Regions from separate parts of the Mus musculus genome. Here region 2 is linked to region 1. Evidence: chromatin contacts called from ENCODE Hi-C data. All regions are on one chromosome and are shown on one strand. The core of a region is the stretch at or near the end of the contact, and the rest is flanking DNA. Distances in the headings are between cores, read along the strand shown.

What was found. Hi-C counts contacts between places; a loop is a spot of excess contacts on that map.
Region 2: a map of heart shows a loop between it and region 1 (4-fold over the local background). The contact joins the promoter of Med15 here to the promoter of Snap29 in region 1. A Hi-C loop is called at or near these places in 2 of 37 maps with a recorded cell type or tissue (heart and left cerebral cortex).

Annotation. Positions count from the first base shown.
Region 1 is chr16:17,402,590-17,407,480 of GRCm38, reverse strand. It overlaps Snap29 (synaptosomal-associated protein 29), which reads right to left and starts at 1,481. Exons shown (of 5, transcript NM_023348.4): 1 at 1,122-1,481. The coding sequence starts at 1,358. It overlaps Pi4ka (phosphatidylinositol 4-kinase alpha), which reads left to right and starts at 1,616. Exons shown (of 55, transcript NM_001373955.1): 1 at 1,616-1,847. The coding sequence starts at 1,683.
Region 2 is chr16:17,719,936-17,724,198 of GRCm38, reverse strand. It overlaps Med15 (mediator complex subunit 15), which reads left to right and starts at 1,252. Exons shown (of 18, transcript NM_033609.3): 1 at 1,252-1,443. The coding sequence starts at 1,376.

The DNA.
Region 1 (4,891 bases), core at 232-2,731:
AACAACAGAGATCTGTCCAAGTCCCAGAGGAGAACACTTGCCAAAGATCAGAGATGAAGACTGGTAAAGAAAGACAGTATTTTGTTTCAACTATTACATTTCAAAACTGTAAAATACTTAAGATTATTCTTGGCTGATATATCAGTAATTTCTTCTTCTGCCAAAACAACTATTTTGCCAGTAGACTTAGGGGCAATCTGGTGTCTTGGAATAATCTTTATTTTATGCTGGAGAAGATGGTACATGCCTGAAATCCCAGTATCAGAAAGATTGAGACCAAGAATTCTAAGTTCCAGACCAGCCTGGGCTTCATTGGTAGGCTGTCCACCAAGCCGAACTCCTCAAAAAGAAAAGGTCTTAAAGAAGTTTCAGAAGACCATTTCTGTTCCCAGCACCCATCTGTCAACTCCAGCTCCAAGGGATTCCCTGGTGCCCTCTTCCGGCTTCAGGGGACACCCTTAAACTGTGCATATGCAAATACAGGTAAATTAAAGGAAAGCAAAGTTCCTAGTTGCTGAAATTTTCTATGGATGGAAAGAGCTGTCACAATAACACACGGTCTACAAAGGTAAGAGTCGACTCAATTCAGGATCTGGTTTCCTGAGCAGGAGCCCAGGCGAGGGGACTTAAATATTCCCATTAGAAAGGTGAAAAGTGGTCAAGGATGTGAGAAGAAGAACACAGGCTCCCTTTGCGTCAGTACTTCAGGCACCACCTGGCACTTGAAGCATACACAGTTCACACTTTAACTGGGCCACTAGAGAGGAACAGCTTGAGGCTTCTGCCTAACAAGTTATATGTAAATGAAACAGACACTACTTCCCAAATACAGGCCGCACTTTGGCATTTTTACTCTCACACAGAACATTATTTGGAGTTTACTTTTTAACTAGACATGAGGGCAGGGCAGCGAGGGAGAAATTAACCTCGCAGAATAATAGATAAGGAAGCTTCCAGAGGTAAACATCAGGTGATCCTGATACATAATTCTTTACACTATGTCCATGAACTTACGGTAGGCAATTAGAAAAATACCAAAAGATCGTAAACAAAATATTTCTTCATCCCGTTTTTATAACGCATTGATTGGCCGGTTTAGCTCAGTTCTGCCCCAGGCTCACCTCGGAAGAGGCGACTCCGATCTTCTCCGATTCATACATGAGAGACAAGGACCTGCTGGTACTGGCAGCGGTAGCCTCGGCCCTGCGCAACACCTCCTGTCTCAGGTACTGCTGCCTGTCAATGGGCGCGTCGGGGCCGTCAGGCAGGTCGCGGACGTCCTTCCACGGCGCGGGCCGGGTGTCTTCCTCTTCCACGTCATCGTCGAAAGGATTATAGCTTTTAGGATAGCCAGACATGGTGCGGGAGACGGCCTGCACCTAGGAAGCAGGAGGGGTTGCTGAGCGAGGAGTCGATAGCCCAGCGCCGGCGGGCGGATTCACTGTGGACGCCGCGCGCACTACTTCCGCCAGCACTGCGCTAGAGCCCCGCCTCCAGAGCCAACCCGGCGGCGGAGCGGCAGAGGGGGACCAGGCCCCACCCAGTGCGGGGGAGGGGAGAGGGGAGGAGTCAGGTGGTCAGGTGGCCGGGAAGTCGGCCGCCTCTGCGCCTGCGCAGTAAGGACCGGTGGTGGCGAGCCCAGAGCTGTGAACCCAGCCGCCTGCGCCGGGGCGTGCGCTGTGATGGCGGCTGCTGGGGCCCGGGGAGGAGGCGGCGGTGGCGGCGGCGGCGGCGGCGGCGGCTCGGGGTCCAGCTCTGGCTCCAGCACCTCTCGAGGCTTTTATTTCAACACAGTACTTTCACTGGCCCGCTCCCTGGCTGTGCAGAGACCAGCATCCTTGGAGAAGGTAACCCTGCGTACTGACAGGAGGAGGGGCCTGAGGTGGCGAAGCGGCGGGACGCTGCTGGGTCTGAGAAGGCTACTTGCGACTAGAGAGGGGCTCCTGAATAGAGGTGGCAGCGATGTAGGGAGGTCGGTGGGAGAGGGTTCTGGTGAAGAGAGGAGTCGGGAAGTCGACAGGACGCTGGGAGGTCTGGTACCGGTGGGAGTGGGAGGGCAGTGAGCTGTGGGCGGGCGGACTACCGCTGTGACATCTCAGGCGCGGGGGTTGTGGCAGCATCGTGACTGCCTGTGAGGCGTGGTAGGATGAGCCAAGGACCAAGAGTCCAATCCGGGCTTTTGGTCCCGATTTTTTGTTTTCATTCAATGACCTTGGAGAGGTGTCTTTCTCATGAAATGGGACGCCCTCCTCCCCTACACACTTTTTGCCCTTCTCACTGGATTGTGGAGAAGGACAGCTATGCAAATCGTATTATTATTTAAGAGATGGTAGCGTTAGACTGGATCAAAAGATGATGAGTTTCGAGAAGATGCAGTGGCAGGAATATGCAGTGGACTGTTAGTAGACAGAGAACTAAATTCAGGATTGCTTCAGAAGAGAAAGACACGCCAGTCCTTATCTTGGAAGATAAAAGATATGCTTGGACCTGGGATAAGAGGTGAACTGGGTGGGTGGTGAAGGGTAGAACCCCAGGATTAAGGAGGCTAACCGCTTTCTTTTAGGGGAAAAAAAAAACCCAAAAACCAAACAACAACAAAAGGATGTTGTGATAGGAAGAAGACAGATTTTAGTCAGAGCTGACTAAATTTACAATTTCTGTGTGCAGTCTTGAGGAAGAAACTTGCATGCTAACAGCCTATTTGCTTATCTATAAAACCTGTGAAGCTTTGATGAGTTTACATATTAAGGCCAGGCACAACGTGGATGAACAATAATAGTCAGCTGCTTTTCGCCCAGGAATGTGTAAATAGACTCAGCACAGTATGTTAGCACTGAAGGGAGGGGGCTGTCTGTCCATTCAACTTTCTGAAAGATGGAAAGAACCTGGGTGACATGTGCACCTGCGCGCTGATGGGTAAAAGTGGAAAGGCAGAGTGACCTGGTCTTTGACCTTGTAAGTTTTCAAACTTGATTGTATCACCTACCTGCAAGGTGAACAGGTTCTGGAAGATCTAATGCCAACCCGACTTCTGGCTAAAGAATGAATACAGACTGGACATGGTAGCATGCACCTGTAGTCCATGCTACTCAGGAACAGCCCAGTATCCGCAGAGGTGCTGAGGAGTTGTTGTTCACTCAGGGAGTTGGTATCTCAGTACTCATGTCTGGCAGCTTAGGACTGCTTGAATGTTTGAAGGTAACTCCAGTTTTAGGGCATCAGAAAGTCCTCTTGTGGTGTCCATGGGCACTTGCATGCATGAGCACATACAAGCACAAATAAATAATAACAACATCTTAAGAAGATTTATTTATTTATTATATAATTATGCTGTAGCTGTTTGCAGACACACCAGAAAAGGGCATCAGATCTCATTATGGATGGTTGTGAGCCACTATGTGGTTGCTGGGATTTGAACTCAGCACCTTTGGAAGAGCAGTCAGTATTTTTAAGTGCTGAGTCATCTCTCCATCCCCCAACATTTTTAAATTAAAAAATAAAAGATGGTTTAGGACTTGTGGTGCAACTTAGGCAACATATCAAGATCCTGACTCAAGCAGGGAAAGACAGCAGTGTGTGTGTGTGTGTGTGTGTGTGTGTAAGACTATGAGTTTGAATGGTAAGACCATCTAAATTTACATTCCCTTATTACTTGTATTTTTAAACTTCTTTTTTGTTTTATGTGTATGAGTGTTTTGCCTGCATATGTGTTCTGTACACCATATGTGTCAGTGCTTGCAGAGGTCAGAAGAAGGCATCATTGGATCCCTTGGAATTGGAATCATGTGAACAACCACATCGATGCAGGGAATCAAATCTGAGTCCTCTGGAAGAGCAGCCAGTGTTCCTAACAGCTGAGCTATCTGTCCAGCCCCTCATCTTTGTTTGTTTGTTTGTTCGTTTGTTATATACTATAATGGGCATGTGGAGGTCACAGGACAAACTTGCAGGTAACAGTTCTCTCCTCCCACCATGTGGGTTGTCAGGCTTGACTGCATGTGCCTTCATGAACTGAGCAAACACCCCTTCTTCCCCCCATCCTTTTGGTGGAGACAGGATCTCACAATATAGCTTTTCTAGAATTCCTGAGTAGACTAAGCTAGCCTTTAACTCACAGAGCTCCACCTGCTTGCTTCCCAAGTGCTGGGGTTGAAGGTGAGTGCCATTACACAAGTACAACTGGACAGGTCAGTTCCACGTGTTGATTTTCTCTTGCAAAAACCAAAAACCAAACCACAGAACAGGTCTTGGTAGGGGTGTTAGGAAGATCAATAAAAAGATATGAATAAAAACCATCCTAGGATGAGCTTGAGAAATATTTCAGCAGTTAAGAGCTCTTGCTGCTCTCCAAGAGGATCCAGGTTCAAGTCTCAGTACCCACATGGTAGTTCACAATGGTCTGTAACCCCAGTTCTAGGGATCTGATGCCCTCTTCTGTTCTTCATGGGTACTGCATGCACATGATATACAGATCCACACATAAGCAAAACACTAATGCACATAAAATAAAAATAATACACCTTAAAGCAACAACAACAATTTATTACATTTATTTAGAGAAGTGGGAATTGGCGGGGCAGAACTCATGGAAACTGTTTTGCCACCTACCATGTGGGTTCTGAACTCAGGTCTTCAGGCTTGGTGACAAGTGTCTTGGTACAATGGCCCCTGGTTATCTTGTCAATCTGAACTGGATGATTCTTCAAGTTATTTTATATTATATGTATGAGTATTTGGGCTGCATATATGCTCGTGCACCACTTGCATGGTGTGCCTATGGAGGCCAGAAGAAGGCATTAGAATCTCTGGGGCTAGTGTTATAGGTGTTTATGAGTCACCATGTGTGTGGGGAATCAAACCATGTCTTCTGGAAGACCAGCCTATGCCTCTA
Region 2 (4,263 bases), core at 3-2,502, 320 kb before region 1:
TATTTATTTATTTATTTCATGTATATACTGTAGCTGTCTTCAGATATTCTGGCACACCAAAACAGTACATTGGATGTGAGCCACCATGTGGTTGCTGGGAATTGAACACAGGACCTCTGGAAGAACAGTCAGTGCTCTTAACCTCTGAGCCATCTCTCCAGCCCTGACACTCAGTTTTTAATTCATTTGTGTTTAAGACTTTTCCAAAGGCCAAAAGTTTTTTTTTTTAAAGGGTGCTTTCTTCTATAATAATAAACACATGTATTTTATTTATTTCTTTATTTGTCTATTTATTTATTTATTTTGGGGTTCATTTTGGGTGTTGTTTGTTTTTGTTTGTTTGAGACAATGTGTCTCTACATAGGCCCTGGTTGTCCTGGAACTCAGTATGTAAACCAGGCTGCCTTGAATTCAACAGAGATCTGCCTGCCTCTGCCTCCCAAGTGCTGGGACAAACAAAGTTCTAAAATGAGGCCTTACATATTGTTGGAAAAAATGAAGACTTACAAAATTGGTTAGTTACCTTGTAATCTCTACTCTAAACTTAAATCATATAAACATTGAAAGGTGAACTCGAGACACATAAGCCCAGCAACAATTATCCACTTAGACCAAAATGTCCTGTATTAAGGGATGCACCACTAAGAAGCAAGGAATATGAACCACAGAGAAAACATTAACAGAAATAATGCTTTTGCTTTCCTTTTAAATATGGAGCTTAATGATTCAATGAGCAGAGATCCTAAACCTAACATTGCTTGTTGGTGAAATACTAGCTTTATTTTGATGACTGTAGAATGTACATATACTTATGTACACTTAACATATGTTAGAAATTAAAATCTCAATATTTAAATACCAAATTTATTTAAAATACCAAAAATATGTTATACATTAGCAATTATCCCAACACTGGCAACAAAATATACATAGACTCTGTATGTGTGTCTGTGTGTGGTGTGTGTGTGTCTATGTGTCCGCATGTGTGTCTCTCTCTGTCTCTGTATCTGTCTCTGTGTCTGTCTTTCTGTCTCTTTTTTCTGTCTTTCTCTCTGTTTCTGCCTCTGTCTGTGTTTCCGCCTCTGTATCTCTGTCTCTCCCTCTGTGTCTCCCTCTCCCCCTCTCCCCCTCTCCCCCTCTCCCCTTCTCCCTCTTCCCCTCTCCCCCTCTCCCCTTCCTCTCTTCCTCTCTCTTTCTGTGGCGCGCATGCGTATACAAAAGCAAGACTTCATTTCCCACAATTCTTCCTGTACTTCCGGCGTGGCCCAGTAGCGGGATCGCTCGGCTTCCGGGTTCGGGCCTGTCGCTGTGGTAGAGGCGGCGGCGCCGGGGGTGGCCGGTAGGGACTCGGGCTACAAGAGTAGGGGCTCCGGGCATGGACGTTTCGGGGCAGGAGACCGACTGGCGTAGCGCCGCCTTTCGGCAGAAGCTGGTCAGCCAAATGTGAGTGTGGCCTGGGGCAAGGACCGGTGGTCGGACCTTCCGGGCGGGGAGGGTGAGGCCGGGCTAGACCCGCTCTTGACCCTGGTCAGAAGCTGCGGTGTCCGCTGGGTGCCGGGGACGTACAAGGGTCCTCCTGGAGTCTCTCTGGCCTTTCTCGGCAGACAGGGACTGCTGGCTAGTTTTTCTGGGGAGGAACTCTGCAAACCCAGCTAGTGCCCTGGCTAGTGAGTCATCGTCCTGAGCCGCCTCGTCATTTGTGTGCAGATTTTCCTTTGCTTCGATTCGCACCGAATATAGAAAGAGAATGAGGCAGCCAGAGATTTTACACGGGTGCCGCGTGGCTTCTTTTATAAAATAAATAAATAAAACGAAAACCACATCAATGAGTTGGAGGAGGCTGGAAGGAAGGTAAATTGGAAGATTGATGTGTTTGGGTTGTAGGCAGTGGAATAGAAGAGTGCTCCGGTTTCTTCCACAAGGTGTGTCAACTTGGCCAAAGGGTAGCAGGAAATAGCTGTGGGAACTTCGGGAGTGAAGGGCAGGGATGCCCTCTGCCCACGGAGCACTGCAGAGTGCTTGTTGCACTTAGCCATTTTACTGAGTTTCCTAAAGTGTTCAGAAAATTGCCTGTGGCACAGCTTTTCCCCTGAGGGTTGGTACTGTCTGTCTGTAAAGAAACAGTACAGTCGTGCCAATGCTCAGTCATTTTTGTGGGTGCTAAAGTGTCAGTTGAGTAGACTGGAGCAGCCTCGAGTAGGTGACAGATTGAGCTCTAGAGAGAAAAGTAGGAGGGTGACAGGCCACCATTCCCAGCAGATGATTGTGAAAGCATCAGGATGGACGGCTGTAGGTGGAGAGTTCTGGGTCTTTGAAGCAAAGTAGTCAAGGATACATCATGAGGATGAGCAGATGCTGGCATGGTTAGTGTTGGGTGTTTTGGGCAAACAACTTGTACCCGTGGTTTTTTGTTTGTTTGTTTGTTTGTTTTTTAGTTTTTCGAGACAGGGTTTCTCTGTGTAGTCCTGGCTGTCCTGGAACTCAGAAATCTGCCTACTTCTACCTCCCAAGCGCTGGGATCACTGCCCGGCCCTTCCTCCAGTGTTTTACACGTGGTCTGCCTTGAGGTGGTGCAGCATTAGTGTTGGGAAGGCCCCTGAGTCCCTGGAGATGAATTAGGGACCCAAGAGAGGCCAAATAGGCAATTTGGGGAGTTTTTTTCCTTTGGAAGGGTTGGTGGGGGTTCTGTCTTTTTTTCATTTAGATCATATGGTCTCATGAGTTGATTGTAGAAGACTTGGTTGGCAGAGATCATAAAGACCAGTATTAAGTGCTGAACTTGAAAGAGGAAGACAGATTCCAGAGAAAGAGGAATGAATATGTGGACAATTGGTGACTAACTGGATGGAGGGGGTGGGGTGGGGTGGGGTGGAGTGAAGCAATGGACTAAATCGGGGAAGCATCAGTACAGTGGAGGGAGTGGGTACTGTGTCAGTGGCTTGGTACCGCCGCACAATAACCCTTGCACGGTTTTGCAGACAGTTCAGCAAACAAGTGTTTTGTTTCTTAATTGTTTTAGATTTAATTTATTTATATGAGTGTTTTGCTTGCCTGTATATAAGTGAACCATGTATATCTGATGATGTCAGAGGTCAGAAGAGCGTATAAGATTCCCTGGGATTGGAGCTACAGGGGGTTATGAACTGCCCTGTGAATTCTGGGAATCGAACCTGCTTCTTCTGTAAGAGCTCAGTGTGAGTGCTTCTAACCTCTGAGCCAAGTCTCCAGCCCACAAGTGCAGTATTGATGTACTTGAGTTATCTCTAAGTGAAGTCTTGAGAAATGGTCTGAGCTCCAGGGCAAGGATTCTTTGGGAAAGCCCAGTACAGTGGATCTGGAAGAGCAAGTTGTTATCACAGACAGTAGGGGAGAGCTGCAGAAGTATCTGAGGTCTGAGGGAAGACTGAAGTATACTGGATACACTGTAATGCCTTGTGAGTCCTGAGGTGCTTTCTACCTCTGTAAGATACTGCACTTGTATATTATTTTGTTTTGCTGTAATAACAATTACCATGCACTTAGCATCTTAAACAACACAGATTTATATTTGATCTTTTTTTTTTTTATGTCAGAGGCTCATGTAAGATTTGGTAGGTGTTAGTTTCAGGGTTGAAATCAATACGATGGCAATATACACATTTTTTAAATTTATTATTTATTTTTTTTATTTTTTTGGTTTTTCGAGACAGGGTTTCTCTGTATAGCCCTGGCTGTCCTGGAACTCACTCTGTAGACCAGGCTGGCCTTGAACTCAGAAATCTGCCTGCCTCTGCCTCCAGAGTGCTGGGATTAAAGGCATGCGCCACCACTGCCTGGTAATTACATTTCTTGATGGAACCTTTGGAACAGAATCTGCTTTCAACTCCATTCAAGTTGCTGTCCAAATTCTATTCCTTACACTTGTAAAACTGAGGTATCCTCTTTCCTGCCTATTTGTCAGGGGCCAGTTTTTGTTCCTGGAGGTTGATTGTATCTTGTGCTTTCTTTGTGGCCTAGTCTAACATTGGCTGGTTTCTCTGACACTCACCAAATTCAGGTAGAGAACATCCTGTGCACTTCCCAGATCAGTTTGGAACAATGGAACACAATCGTTAGTCTGTATCTTCAATCACAGCTATGCGGTCATTTTTTGAGATACAGTGAAAGATAGTCACAGGTTCCAGGGACTGGGGCCTGTGTATCTTGGTGGAGGGGGCAACATTTGTCTACTGCATTTGAGTGAGCCCCCTCAAAGGTTGCTTTCTAAGAGTAAAGGTATCTTAG